2 separate regions of the Homo sapiens genome follow, and region 2 is linked to region 1. The links are chromatin contacts, found by Hi-C or POLR2A ChIA-PET in ENCODE. All regions are on one chromosome and are shown on one strand. The core of a region is the stretch at or near the end of the contact, and the rest is flanking DNA. Distances in the headings are between cores, read along the strand shown.

What was found. Hi-C counts contacts between places; a loop is a spot of excess contacts on that map. ChIA-PET counts read pairs that join two places held with the same protein, here RNA polymerase II (POLR2A). Pooled maps may share reads with other maps.
Region 2: a pooled map shows a loop between it and region 1 (2.6-fold over the local background). The contact joins the enhancer-like site here to the promoter of ZMYND11 in region 1. A Hi-C loop is called at or near these places in 1 of 50 pooled maps. POLR2A ChIA-PET finds 5 or more read pairs at or near these places in 2 of 52 experiments (B cell and MCF 10A).

What each region holds. Positions count from the first base shown.
Region 1 is chr10:130,500-138,167 of GRCh38, forward strand. It overlaps ZMYND11 (zinc finger MYND-type containing 11), which reads left to right and starts at 4,956. Exons shown (of 15, transcript NM_001370100.5): 1 at 4,956-5,060. RefSeq lists silencers at 4,198-5,757, 4,205-4,383.
Region 2 is chr10:813,004-820,671 of GRCh38, forward strand. It overlaps LARP4B (La ribonucleoprotein 4B), which reads right to left. Exons shown (of 18, transcript NM_015155.3): 15 at 4,722-4,886; 16 at 1,943-2,067; 17 at 1,739-1,847; 18 at 1-210. Among named protein-coding and RNA genes, the nearest start is that of LARP4B, 110 kb to the right of the region's middle. RefSeq lists enhancers at 1,209-1,709, 1,710-2,210. Within about 2 kb of position 4,113, at least 8 of the 41 ENCODE cell types and tissues checked have a DNase peak (open chromatin) inside an H3K27ac peak, as active enhancers do.

The DNA.
Region 1 (7,668 bases), core at 3,706-6,205:
ACTGAAGTTATTCCAAGCAGGCAGTATTATAATTTTACATGCATTTTCTCATTTAATCCTCTCAATGACCACTATGAAATCGTATATTATTCCCATTTCACAGATGAGGAAAATGAGACATAAATTGGTAAATAACTTGTCCAAGGTCAATAGCTAGAGAATGGTGGAGTTAGGACTCTAATCCAAGCAATCTGATGTTAGAAAATCATACTCCTGAAAAACAGGGAAACCAAGGTTCAAAAAGGTGAAATCACTTGAATGTCTCACAGTGAGTTGGAATTTGGACTCAGGTGCACTAGTGCATATTCTTCTACATCATGCTATAGAAGAGAGTCGGGGCCGGGCACGGTGGCTCGCGCCTGTAATTCCAGCACTGGGGAAGCCAAGATGGGCAGATCACTTGAGCTCAGGAGTTCGAGACCAGCGTAAGCAACATGGCGAAACCCCATCTCTACCAAAAATACAAAATTAGCTGGGCACGGTGGCATGCACCTGTGGTCCCAGCTGCTCGGGAGGCTGAGGTGGGAGGATCGCTTGAGCCCAGGAGTGGATGTTACAGTGAGCCAAGATGGTGCCACTGCACTCCAGCCTGGGTGACAGAGTGAGCCCTATCTCAAAAAAAGGAAAACAGGGACCAGGGAGACAGGGAAAAGGTTAGAATCACAATTTTGAAGGAAAGAAGGCACACACATACACAAACATCTGTTTTTCATCTTGTGTGATGAGTTGCCCTTGAAAAGACAGGATCCTACTTTTCCTTAAATGTTTTGAAGCATATTAACCTGAGTATGGGAGGACCTACTTCTAACAAATACTGTACATTCATGGACAGAAGTGGGGAACTGAATTTCAGAAGCCACAGCTATGGAGCCCTGAAGAGATGCCCGGAGCCTGGGTTTCAAGGCCCACAGGCACTGGAACTAGGCCTGGCAAGCACTGTCAGCTCAGCTCCTCGGTTGCTGTGTAGTAAAAAGCTGCCACTTAAGTATTGGAAGAATCATGGCTTTCAATGGAAATGGATTTCTTATACTGACAGTTTCTCCTGGAGAACGTCTTGCTCTGTTGTCCAGGCTGGAGTGCAGGGATGCAATCATAGCTCACTGCAGCCCTGACCTCTTGTGCTCAAGCCATCCTCCTCCCTCAGCTTCTCGAGTAGCTGCGACTACAGGAGTGAGCCACCACATCTGGCTATTTTTTTTTTTTAATTTTGTAGAGATGCGTCCTCGTTATGTTGCCCAGGCTGTTCTCGAACTCCTGGCCCCAAGTGTACCTCCCGCCTTGGCCTCCCAAAGTGTTGGGGTTATAGATGTGAGCCACTATTCCTGGCTGAAAGTTTTTTAAAATTAAAATATGGATAGTAGCAGTTTCAGTCTGAGCCACAGAGGGTGGCAGCATCAATGAATGGTAACTGCTGTTACAGAGTTCGGACCACAGCTTTCTAGTTTCAAAAACATGATTTTTAAAAGCATCCACAGGTGACTGGAAATCCTTAAGCAACATTAATAAACTTGTTATATAGTAACTTATATGCCAGAATGTTAATCTAATAGAGGAGAAGATAAGGAGAAACCACAACCATATTCAAAACATCAATATCTAATACTAAAGACTACGGAAAACTGTTATCAGAAGTCAGAAAGGCATGGAATGAAATCAAAGAACATTGTATAGTCTTAGAAAATATTTCATTGGGGCAACCCGTTCGGGTCCCCTTCCACGCTGTGGAAGCTTTGTTCTTTCGCTCTTCACAATAAATCTTGCTGCTGCTCAAAAAAAATATGTAATATAATATATATATTTTATATATATATATTTTATTGGTCTCTGAGAAAGTCTCCCTTTGCAGTACGAACTAACCTTGTGGAGTGGCTAGATCATGACTGCTCACTTCAGCATCTGTCTCTTACTGAATGTTTCTTATCCTCTTGCTTTCTTGGGGGTCTGAGGATGGGGGGCTGTAGCATGTGTAAGAGATGACACTCACTAGACACACATTTTTGAGGGCTGCCCCGCAGCAGGAAGCGGCTCTGGAGGCCATGGGCCAATGAAGGTGCTGTGACGTTTACACTCACAGCCATCTGCAGCAGTCCACACTTTATTACAGTTACAGTTAACATTTTCTTCCACAGTATTTCCTGATAATATTTAACAAAATAAATAATGAGACTAAACCCTAACTCATGTCAAATGAGTTTGAGCAATTATTACCTTACACACACTATACTGTCCCAATAGCCAGGTAATGAAATCTGATCTGGACACTCATTCTAGAAAATAGAGCAGTGCTGTCTGATTGGGGGCGGGAGGAGTATTCCCACGTCTTGGTCCTGCAGAGACAGCTCCCCGACAGCTCTGAGAAGCCCCAGGGCTCAGTGGCACCCGCTTTGAAACTCACCAATGCAAAAAGGAGAATCAAGAAGTAAAAATCTGTCTGTATTCAATTGTATAAACAGTATAGCTTTGTCATGTAAGATACTAGCACAGCAATTAGTTACTGGTCTTCTGGGCTTCCTCCAAACCTCAAACCTTTGGTCCCCAGACCCACACACACACATTCATTCAGCTGAGGGGCAAATGAGATAAATCAAACTGTTTTAATGGCCTCTTGGTATGCATTTCAAGAGAGTTGACATCAACCCAATTTTCTGCCAGCAGTGTATATAAGCGTTCATTTCGCTAACCATCAGTAGCATTATCACTGGAAAAGAATTCTGTCCTTTGAAGAAAAGCAATGTTACGTTGTTTGAATGTGTCATTACTAGTGAATTAGAATAGCTGTCAGTATTTATTAATAGTTTTATTTCTTCTATTGTACATTATCCATGGCTTTTGCGTTTTATGTGGGGAGGGATATTCGTATTCATCTTAGTGGATAAATACCACCTTACTTGGAAAATAGAGCCAAGGGTTAAATTCTAGGCAAAACCAACAGGAAAATCAGGGTAAGTTATCTAACTTACATTAGGTTGAATGAGAGATGGTATCTGCGTATAAAATTTTAAATGATCCCTACAAAGTATAACTGGGAAAAAAATGTGGAGTTATGCTGCCACTTCTTTCCTAAAAGGTAAGCTTCCTTTTATTGATACGATGTTGTCTTACTCGAGTGCCTTCTCTAAAATACACAGAACCATGCAGTCCTCTATTTTACAGATGAAGTAACAGACTGTTTAAAAAGGTGACTCACTGAAAGCTCTTCATTGTTGGAATTCCTGGCCCAACATTCAAACCAGGCATGGCTTGCTTTTCTTCTGACACGTTTTAACCCCTCTACTAAATTTTTAGCGATATATATTTACTCTTAAAATGAATTACAATTATTCTGTGATGTTCTTTGAGATAATCAAAAACTCTCTGGGATGTATCAGATTGAGGGCTGTGAATAGCATGAAAGATTGTGTTTATTTGACTAGTGTATATCACAGACCTATTCAAGTACCACCCATTTCTAAATTCTAACAGTCTTAGAAACCAGCTGTAGAAGCAGATTGATATATTTTATCAGAATCCCCAAATTCCTACAACCGTCTCTTCCTAATGACTTTTCAGGTGGGGACACGTGCCAAGACGGCCAATAGATACCTGAAACCCGGGGTAGTGCTGAACCTTACTTACACTACGTTTTCTCCTATACACACCTGCCTATAATAAAGTTTAATTTAGAAGTCAGGCACAATGAGAGATTAACAACACTAATAATAAACCAGAACAATTATAACACTATACTGTAGTAAAAGTTATGAGAATGCGGTCTCCCTGAAAACACCTTGCTGTCCTGTACTCACCGAATTTCAGAGCAGAGGACTCTGACTGACAGGTGTTCCCCGACTCCCAGTGGCGAAAGGTCCTCAGGGAAAACAGGTGAACGCTATCAAAGTATGCTTATCTCCGAACCTTTCTTAAACCAGAGTCTTAAGGGATCGTCTCTGATTAGGTCTAGAATTCCTCTCCATAGAAGATAACCTACTTCTCGCGCAAATCTGCAGTGTTCTTGCAGGGCTGCTGATGGGTGGTCCTGTTCTTTTCGCGGTCCTGTTTGCGCAGAGATGAAACGGGGAACTTAGCGTATCCCTACCGCTCTTTTTGATGACAGGAGTAAAGGGCTGTTCAGACTACCTAAACAATGTTGTTAAGAGAAGCACTCGTACTTCTCAGACTTCGCTGTTCCGGACCCCGCGAGCCAGGGGCAGGCACCGGGTCCACCCGGGGCTGAGCTGCGGCGGCGCCTGACAATGCCCCCTCGCGCCCCGGCCTCGGCGCCCGCTCCCGGCTCCAGCGCGCCTGCACGTACGTAGCCTTCACGTGTGTGTGGATACGGAGTGCATGTGTGGAGACAGAGGAATATGCTCCAACAAATTTCGGATAGAGGCGCCGAAGACAGGACGTGGGGAAGGTAGGAGCCGCGTGCACGGCTCCGGCCCCGGGCGGGAGGCGGCCGCGAGCCGGGCCGGCCGCGCGCAAGTCCGGCGCCAGCCGCTAGAGCCCCCAGTGCGCGGCCCGGCCGCGGGGCGCCTCGACCCGACACAATAAACTCCGAGGGCGGGCGGGCCGAGGGGCCGGTGGGGCCGAGCGGCCGCCCCGCGCGCATCGCCATGTGAGCGGCTGCCGCGGCTTCGCGGGGACCCAACTTTCCCGGGCGGCGGCGCCCAACTTCCCGCCGCCCGCTCCGGCCCCGCAGGCCCGCGGCGCCAGGGGAAGACGCGAGTAAGTGCGGGCGGCGGTGCCCTCCCGGCCCTCACCCCGCACGCGGCGACCCGGCCGCCTAGCCTCCCTCGCTCAGGCGCGACCGCGGCGTTCTCTGAGGTGGAGTATTACAAACATGGCGCCCCTCGAGCCCGGAGCCCTTCGCGCGGAGCCGGCGGCGGGGTCCGGGCGGGGGGGAGCCGGGGAGGAGGGAGGAGGCCGGCAGGGAGGAGGAGGAGGCGGCCTGAGCGTCCCCCCCGCCCCCCGCGCCCGTCGCCGGCTCAGGCCCGAGAGGCGCCGGGCGGCGGGAAGGAGGCGGCACCGGAGGGGAGGGCCGGGCGCGGCGGCGGCGGCGGTGGAGGAGCCGGAGCATAATGGTGGGGAAAGCTCGGCGGCGGGGCGGCGGGGCGGGCGGGGGCGTCCGTGGAGATGGCGCGGCCCGCGCGGTGGAGCCTGCCTGGCCGCGGCCTCTGGGGCGGCGGCGGCACCAGTGGGTGCTGACGGTCGCTCGCCCGCTCGCGAAGAGCTCCGAGCTGCCGGGGAGCTTTGTGGATGGCGGGGCGGGCCGGGCCGGCGGGGCCTGCGAGGGCGGCGGCGGGGCCTGCGGAGGCTGCCGGCCCGCGCCCACTCGCCTTGGGCGGCCGCGGAAGAGGCCCCGGGATGAGGCCCCGGAGGACCGCGCGGGGCCTGCTCGGGCCGGGAAGCCGCGGAGTCGCGTGAGCACCGCCCGCCGGGCCCTGTGCCCCGCTTTCGGTCAGGCCTCCTGGGCCCGTGCGCAGTCCGGGCCGGCGGGGAACGCGGCTCCGGGCGTGTGGCGGGCGGAGAGGAAGCGTTTGTCGGCGCGGCACGTCGTGTGCTAGCCCGGGAGCGGCGGGCAGGGCTGGCCCCGAGGCCCGGGGCGGAGATTCGTCGGTCCCCCGGGGCTGTGAGCGACCCCGGCAGCGAGGCCGCCGCCTCAACAGGTCCTCGCGGACCTCCGGGACAGTCCTGTGGGGTCCGCCGCCCTCCTCCCACCCAGAGCTCCGGGGAGAAGCTGCTGAGGACGCGGCTGGGACGAGGGGGGGCGCCGGGACCCGGACTTTCACTTGCAGTCTCTCCTCGCGCTTTTCTCCCGAGCCGGGAGGAGGAGGAGCTGGCGATGTGTGCGCCGTGCCCGGTGTCTTTTGCAGAGTGACCGCCGTACCTGTTTTATTCGTGTGTACCAGTGCTCGTTGTGCAGTGCGGTGTCCTATGCGGTGGGTACGCAGTACCGGGGATTATATATGGTGTGTACTCTGTGTCATATGCAGTGTGCTCGAAGTACCCGGTGTCGTACCGGCTATCATACACGGTGTGTACATGTATCTTCCTCGCTTAGGCTGTGCACTCAGCCCCCGGTATTGTGTGCAGTAGGTGCCTGGTACCCTGCTGCCATATGAGCTGTGCGTGTGGTACTCCATGTTATATACGAGTGTATGTAGTATCTGGATAGTATTGAATATATTTACCTTACCTGTTGTCACATACAGTGTGTATGTAGTACCTGGTGTCATATATGCGGTGTGTATAGTACCAGGTGTCATATACTGTGTGCACACAGTACTTGGGGTCATATATGGTGTGTACATAGTATCCTTTCACACTGTGTATGCAGCACCCAGTGTCATATACAGCCCTTACGCGGTTCCCGGTATTTTGTGCAGTATGTGCACGGTACCGTGCTGCCATATGCGGTGTGTATGCAGTATTCAATGTCATATACGTTAGGTATATAGTATCTGGTGTCATATACAGTGTATATACACTACCTGGTGTTATCTATGTTTTGTATATATATCTGGTGGCATGTACAGTATGTATACATTACATAGTGTTATATATGGTGTGTAGGTAGTACCCAATGTCATATGCCATGCATATATGGTACCCAATGTCATATGCACCATGCATGCACTATCCTTGTCACATAAGCTGTACTCAGTGTCAGATGCAGTGTGTACCTAGTACCGAGTGTCATATGTACTGTGTACACAGTACCCACTGTCATATTCAGGGTATCTAGTACCCTGGGTCATATACAGTGTGTACATGGTATCTGGTGTCAAGAATGTGAGCCTGGAGGAGATACCCAGGTGGCCCATTCAGGACCCTGCTGGTAGGAGGGAGTGGTGCAGGTTGGGTTTTTAGGGAGGTCTAGAGCCCTTGGTCCTCCTCACTTAGGTGTTCTGCATCCCACAGTAAGCTGAGTCATATGGAGGCAAGAACATTCTTAAAAATAATTTAATCTGTTTGTCCAAAAGCAGAAAGTAAATGTTTACTTGTTTTCCTGTAAACTGAGAAATATAGTAATTTTAGCTTAGTAATTATGGTGTGCACAACGTTTTCAGATTTTTGAGGTTGATTTTAATTAATGGTTGGATGTTATCAGGGAGATAGTGTTGGTTGTACTTTGAAAGTTGAAAAGTTAGAGTGCTTTCTGGTAGGCAGGGTCATCTTTGTAGTTTTTCTGAATGTCTTTTTACAAGCAGGAGAAAAAATATGAATGTCTGTAGAGGCATTTAATTTGCCTTGTCTTTGACTAACTGGCACAGGTTACATTATAGTTGTTATTTTTGGTTGACTCATCTTTATAAGATGACCAGGCTAGAGAATCAGAGATCAGAGGATATGGGATGTGATTATGACAGAATCAAAATATTTGTCTTGCTTGACTCTGTTACTTAAAGGATTTCTGTATTTCACATGGTGCTTTTCCCCCATAGAGATTGCTCATATGAAAACCAACTCTTCCTTTTACAGTCTCTAAATTGGACAATTTATTTTTGCAATTACCATTTGTGAGGTGTTTAAATAAATGTACATGTACGAGCTTCCAGCTTCACAAAAAGAAATCAATTAAAATGTTAAAATTTAGTTCTTTCATTCATACTGAATACCATTCTGTTGGCGTTTTTTTTTTTTTTTTTGAGATGGAGTCTTGCTCTGTCGCTCAGGCTGGAGTGCAGT
Region 2 (7,668 bases), core at 2,863-5,362, 680 kb after region 1:
CGCCGGCCGCCTCTGGTCTCTGGGGGCTCCAGGTGTGGACTTGAGGGCTGGGGGCTCCCGGTATCTCTCTGCGGGCTCTGCCAGCTTCTTTTCCTCCTTCCCACAACCAACAGTGTTTGGCTTTTGTTCTTTTTGGGGTTGCAATGGGGAAGAAGGAGGCTCTTTACTCGTTCTCTGACAAATCTCTGCGTAGCTGGGCTTTCGCAATTCCTGGAAACAGACAATCCTGGGTTACCTGTGTGAAATGGTGTCTCTAGGGACAAGACAGGAAATCAAGTTCACTTAAGATAAAAGAGTTTTCAACTGTAACTAAGTTTCCATCTTCACTAGTGTTTTTAACTTTTAAAAAGTTCATAAAATCTAATGATTTAGTTTCCCCTGCAGCAGAACACTCCCTCTGTGCTACTGTAGTAATGGATAAAATTAGAAAAGGCATGACGAAGAAGAGTGCTGACTCAACACCATCCCTACCCAGCCCTATGCCTGCTTGGGCAATGCGGAAGCCTAGGAAGAGTCCGGATGCTGCCCACACTGGCTCCGCCAGCTCAGGACAACAGAAGGGTGTCCCAGGTGCCCACGGTGGGCAATGGACCCTCACACGGTACTCAACCCTGAAAGGCAAACTCCAAAAACAGTCTTTAAATAAAAATGTTTTGCACATTTCAAACTACAAAGGACTGGAAATATCTAAGAATGATGAAGACAGCTAAAATCTTCAAGAAATGTGTAATAGGGTTTTCAGGTAAGTGGAAGCATAAAGACTAAATAACAGAAAAGTAAAATATTTCCCTTAATAACTTTTTTTTTTTTTTTTTTGAGACACAGTCTCACTCTGTCGCACAGGCTGGAGTGCAGCAGTGCAATCTCAGCTCACTGCAACCTCTGCCTTCCGGGTTCAAGTGATTCTCCTGCCTCAGCCTCCTGAGTAGCTGGGACTACAGGTGCCCACCACCAAACCCAGCTAATTTTTTGTATTTTCAGTAGAGACAGGGTTTCACCATGTTGTTCAGGACTGTCTGGATCTCCTGACCGCATGATCTGCCTACCTCGGCCTCCCAAAGTGCTGGGATTACAGGCGTGAGCCACAGCACCTGGCCTCTTTTATTATTATTATTATTTATTATTAAAATTATTAATTTTAACCTATAAAAAATCCTTTTTTAGACTCAGCCCAGGGGACAGTAAGGGATTAAACTCCCAAATTCAAGGAAAAGGCTCCCCCAAGATCAAACTACAGAGGCCACAACTCAGAGTAAGAGAGGCCACAGTTCACCCAGTAGGGAAAACAGCAGAAAGGAAGTCGCTGGGGTTCAGGCCTGCTGGGCCCACAGGGGTTGGAGGCTGGTGGGGCCACCATCTTGCTCTTCCTGTCTCTTCATCAGACACACGATGCGCGCGCACGCACGCAAACATACACACACGCGCGAAATGCTGAAATGATCCTAAAGTCTATGGAGAAACAGGAGCTGGGGTCTTGTTACTACTCAAGAAACCTCTATTGACCAACACTGAAATAAAAGGACTACATGGTGGTCTGAGAAAGAACTAGAGTAGTTAGTGGAAAATTATTAGCAAATATTAAAGGTATTTTGTACAGAAAACACAACACAGACAGACGCAAATAAAAACCCACCAAATTAGATGTGATTAAAAAACGAGCAGGTGCAGGAGTGCGCAGCGTCTGTTCACACCAGAGCCTCGCGGCTGTCGTGCAGGAAGGCAGGCACGAGGTACGTACCGTGGCGGCTCCGTTCACCTGCACCGATTTACACGCGGTCGCAGTGAGGGCGGAAGGAAGTCTGTCCACACTGTGGGTTTCCCTCTGTTTCTCCGCCACCTTGGGATCACTGTAAAAATGCCACCCGATATTTGAATCTCATGCAACATCACAGGCCATTCAAGTCAGTCAACACCAAGGCGCTGGAAGAACACCAATACTCACTCGGGTAAATGAGCTGGGGAGGGGGATCGCTCGTACGTTGCTGATACAGCACAAGAAGCCGGCACCGAGGGCTCTCTGGAGACCACTACAGGAAGGGTGTTCACGCTTGCGTCTGCACTGAGGGTCTGAAACAGGGTCAAGAGTGTTCATCAGAGTCCTGCCGGCACTAAGCGGAGCTGGTACCAGTGCCCGTTCACCCCACCCGTGAACAGCCTTGGGAGAGCAGCACAAGGACATAGGGGAAGAGGGTCTTCTCCAGCAAAAATGTCACAGAGCCCAGGACTATCCTCTGCCCCACAGATCGCCCACCCTTCTCTTTCTCGGCAAATGCCCCACTGTTCTTACATCACAGGCCCTTATCTCCTCTCCCGCAATGATGATCTACAAGCTTATTTCTTAACTGAACAGGCATCAAACACATCTCACCCACCTGGCACTTTGGGCCCAGCACGGCACGGCACAACACCACATGCATATCTGCTGAGTGTCGAATCCTAACACAGTCCAACACAACTCATTCACACCGCTGAGAAAAAACAATCGGCGCCTCCACACCCATATAAATGTGAGCTCCCAGCCCTCCCTGAATTCACAACCCCAGGAAGCAGGTGTGCGAATGCCCCCATCTCAACAGGTGAGGAAACTGAGGCCCAATACCTCTAAGTTAATTTGCCCAAGGCCAGGAAGCAAAGGACGGAGTGAAACTTACTCCCTCCTTACTCCAGCCAGCGACCCCTGTGCAGGGGCTATTTCATGTGTGCTTGATCTTATACATATGGCATGTGATGATACACTTGTCATGCAACTTAAAAAAGGCAGGAGGGCAGGTGCTCTTTACACTTCTGCCCTTAGATGAAGGCTGACGACAGACCTAGAGCCCTTCCAGCTGGAGAACCAGAATCCGCTGCAATTCCTGCGCTCGACCAGCAGGAATCCAGCTTGGTGGAAACAAGAGGGCAAAGGACTCCTTTTGTAAAAGCTCATTTTAAATTCAGGGTAGGGGCCGGGCACGGTGGCTCACGCCTATAATCCCCGCATTTTGGGAGGCTGAGGTGGACGAATCACCTGAGGTCAGGGGTTTGAGGCCAGCCTGGCCAACATGGTGAAACCCCATCTCTACTAATAATACAAAAATTAGCCGGGTGTGGTGGTGCATGCCTGTAGTCCCAGCTACTCGGTAGGCCGAGGCAGGAGAATCACTGGAACCCAGGAGGCGGAGGTTGCAGGGAGCCAAGGTCGTGCCACTGCATTCCAGCCTGGGTGACAGAGCAAGACTCTATCTTAAATAAACAAATTAACTAATTAATTCAGGATATGTGCAGTCCCAATGCAAATGAAATGCAGATCCACAACTGCAGGTCATGAAGCAAGTCAGAGTGACCATCACGAGCTCCATGTCAACAGGGGAAGGGCTGAACCCCATCATTTCTGGAGCCTCCACCCCACTTTGAAACCCAAGGGCCACGCTGTTGACTCAAGAAGCTCCCAAGAAGCAGCAATGGAGCCCACTACACCTGGGTGGTGGCATAAGGCTCAGGGTCAGGCTTTTCAAAGAAGCAATTCTTTCTTCAAGAGAAACCTTACACAAGACTCAAACTGGGCACAGCAGGAGCTGCTGTTTCTGAAGCAGGGTTGGAGACCTGCCTCTTCTCCTCCACTCAATACCAACGGGAGTAGGCTACAGTTGGAAAACTAGAATTCATGATCTTTAAACTGCATTTCTTCTCAAGGCACTAATACCTTAGAAATGACGGTGTGGAAATTTAAGGCTAATGTGACAATCCTGGAATGTACTCAATCTCCAAACAGGAGCATGACCATCTACCAATATGAAAAGGACTAGACACGTCACCTGGCTTTCATTGTAAAGATACTGCATCAAAATCCACCTTAAATTCTGCCCTAGGAAGTGAGGAATGGTTCTATCTACTGCGGGGCCTTCCCTAAAGCCCAGGGTGGAAGAGACACTGACTCTGCAGACCTGGGTGGGGTAGCAAGCAGCACGGTCATGTGGCGTGGAACAGACACGTGGTAACTCTGGGGCACAGCTGGGGAAAGGGCCCCTGGCACAGGGGACACCGGCAACCTGGAGTGCTCAGCAGGTTCTTCCTGGGCTCTTCCTATGCACAGTAGGTAACTGGGCAGAAAACTTCCTCTGTACTTCCCAGAGCCTTCAACGCCAGGTGTGGCAGCCGGCCAAGTCCCACTTCCACCTCCTAAGCACATTAGAGGCCAGAGTGCTGGGCTGAGTGTCCTCTGTCATCTGCAGCTCGGGACGACTCCTGGGATGATATTCACTGCAGTGGAGGCGGCACCTCGTGGGGCAGCCCAGACCTCACCAGAAGCTACCGACACTACAGTGAGGTTCTCCCAGGCTTCTTGCTCCTTGTCTCATGTAGATTACTACACATTTTAATCATTTCCAATACAATTCAGATGTTTCCATTTCATTCTGTTGTTTTATAAAATAAAGGCAGGTCTGAACTACAACAATGACAATGCAATCTAAGTTTCTGGGTGAGAGAAAGGGTGTGTACGGCACATCATGGCACACGTTTCTACCTCTGACTTCATCAGACAGCAATGTTAAGGAGAAGGCCCAGCCCTGGGTTCAAGGCTGGCCTTACTCCAAATCTGTGTGACCTCTGCAATCACGTGGCCTCCAAGCCTCTCTTGAGTATTAAAAACAAACATGTATAAAGAGCTCAGCAAAGCGCCTGACACGGAACCCGTACCTAGACACTGTTGGCAACTATTAGACATGCAATATATCCCTTACCCTTTCTTTGGATGGTCCTATTATCAAGCTAGATAGCCTGTTTTCAAACAAGTCCTCTGTCTTCAAATTGCCGGCAGCTCCAGGTAATGGAGGGAAGCTGGACAGCCCCAGCTCGAAGCTTGGCGACGGAGGCTTTGGTGGCGTTGGAGACTGTGTCTGGCTGCTCTGCAACAGAATGACACCCCAGGGTCACGGTATGGAGAGAGAAGGCCAAGCAGCTTCTCGTTTCCACACCTGTCTGGAAAATATCTGTAGAAACAAGCAGATCATTCAACCCAGACAAGGGCTTCCTCACTCAATTGAAGGTTCTCCCAAGCAACTTCAACCATCTAGAGCAGAGCTGTAAAACTGAAATCTCAAGGATGCTGCTGCCCAAGAGATGTGTCACAAAGGACACAGTGAGGCTAAGGTGACATCCAAAGAGCTATCCACCCATGGCTGCCAGCACTCACGAACAGCAGGGGCAGCTGAAGGCAAGGGAGACACTCTGGAGTGACTCCAGCCCACCAGATGGAAAGCAGGGCAGCCTGAGTCTAGACATTAAACTTTCTCACTTTCAGACAAGTGTTGTGTTACTACAGCATAGTTTTTAATGTGAGTCACAAGATAATTGTAAAAAACAAAATATGACACTCTCTCCACAACCTGTGTAAGAAATTTTACACACGTGCATCAAAAAAGTGGTTTAACAAAAGGGAAGGGGGCTCGAATTCTCTGAAAATAAACTTAATGAAAGTTTATATTTTTAAATAATTAAAAACACAGGATTTGACAACAAATTCTAATCAGATTCTTTGACTTCCAAGAAAGCAAACTCAGTATAATAAGAAGTGAGTGTACTTTGTAAGCCCAAATCTCAGAAGAAAGGCAGTAATACCTTTTATTGGAAAATGATCTATCAACCCGCTTTAACAAGCTGGCAGTCATTTTGCGAGTACGCAGTTCCTCGGCTGAAGGACACATGGCACAGAAAGGGGAAATGAGTTTGCATTTAGTTTAGAAATGAATTTATATTAACTAAAGAATACAACTATTTTTAGCTGAAACAATGAGCTACTCTGACCAGGAAGCAAAGATCTCATGGGATCCACCTAACTGGAAAGTGCCAATGTTTCTCCAAAGTTTATACACAGGAAGGTGAATCCCTGCATCAGTAGATTCTAGAGAAAATATGTCAGAAGTGAAAGCAGGTCAAAGGATGAAAATGAATTCAGGCTGACACAAACCCCAGTCCAGTCTGTGTTGGGCATTCCGCTTGCTTCTCTGCTCCACGCGACAGGTGCCTAATTTTAGCTTAGCTTTTCCCAGTTAGGTGTCCTTGGCAGTAAGCTTGTTACCTACTGAGCAGCTGGCTGTTGTATGCTCTCTGTAACCTAGTATTGTGAATATGATGCTCAAAATGATCCTGCAAAGCTCTAAGTTACACATGGCCACTATGATGGCAAAGCGGTTTTAAACATCTGCACGTTTCTGAGGTGAACACAGCTTTTCAGAAGATAAGCATTATTAGAGAGACAGCCTTCCCCAAAAATGTATTTAAATCTCAACTTGTAGAAGCAAAAGAGGCAGGCAACAACTGCCCAGATGTGGGAGTTACAAAATGACATCACCCACAGATGGGACTTGACTTGGAAGGCAGTGTTAAAATCCTCTAGGATCTGAGCACCTCTGGGTGAGGTCTGAGTACTGCTCAGGTCCCATGGGCGTGGTTAGGCCCGAGGCTCACACACTTTTACAGAAAAAGCGTCTGGACCTTTCTGAGGTCCTGAGAGCACGTACATAAGACGATGGGCGTATGCTCTGTAATCAATACAACACTGGGCCACAAGCCGAAGCTTCAAAGCAGGTCACAGTCATGAACACATGCATCAGGAATGCAAGGCAAAACAGAACGGAAGAGAAATGGCTGTGGGAAAACATCACGGCAGGCACAACAGTGCCCTGTGTTTAGATGCTTGACTTGTTAGTCCAAATGGTCACAGGAATTCACTAATTCCAATTGCAATTAACTGGTAAAAACTGCCTTACCAACTAGTTAAACAAAAACTAGACTAAGCCGACCTCATGAAAGGCACAATTTCTGAGTTCTAAACAGAGATTGTATCTTTTGTGATGAGAAAGCACCTGTGTGATGGCTTGAGGGGCTGGACCAGGATTTGTCCAGGTCTCCTCCAGCATTCCTTGTATGGAATTCCACATCTGCAAGCCCATGGAGGCATCCCTCCCATCTTCGTGGGTACTGCTAACTGCCACCTTGCTGTCCCACTACTGGTTCGTGGGTACTGCTAACTGCCACCGTGCCATCCCTCCCATCTTCGTGGGTACTGCTAACACTGCCACCGTACCGTCCCACCACTGGTTCATGGGTACTGCTAACTGCCACCGTGCCATCCCTCCCATCTTTGTGGGTACTGCTAACTGCCACCGTGCCATCCCACCACTGGCTGTGGAGAAGTCCATGCCATCCTCCACTAAAGACCAGCACAAACATTTTCCACAGGAGAAACTCTGATTAATCAACCCAAGCAAAAATCACCATGTCTCATGTACTTACCGCCACAAAAACCTATCACTTATGTTTGGGTCTGTCCTGCCAGTAAGTTATAGCAGAAGGAGATAATGCTTTCTACACAGTGGGAGAGTATTCGAAAGTTTTGAAGGAAAAACACCGACAAACAAATTGCTCCGTGGAAGATGCTTACTCTGCTCATTGAAATGAATGGCTCCAGTCATTTCAGACTCTCCGGTACAGCTGCCACACAGAAGAGCTCACGTGCACACCCGTGTGTAGGCTGCAGTGCATGCGACAGCAAGTTCCTGGCCATGCCTGTGCCACAGCACAACACGCCTGTGCACTGTGGAGTCCTGTGCAGCACATCGCTATTTCCAAAACCTCTACAGTTGCTTCCTCCTAGGCCAGCCAGGGTGTCAGTTATTACTTAGTGGA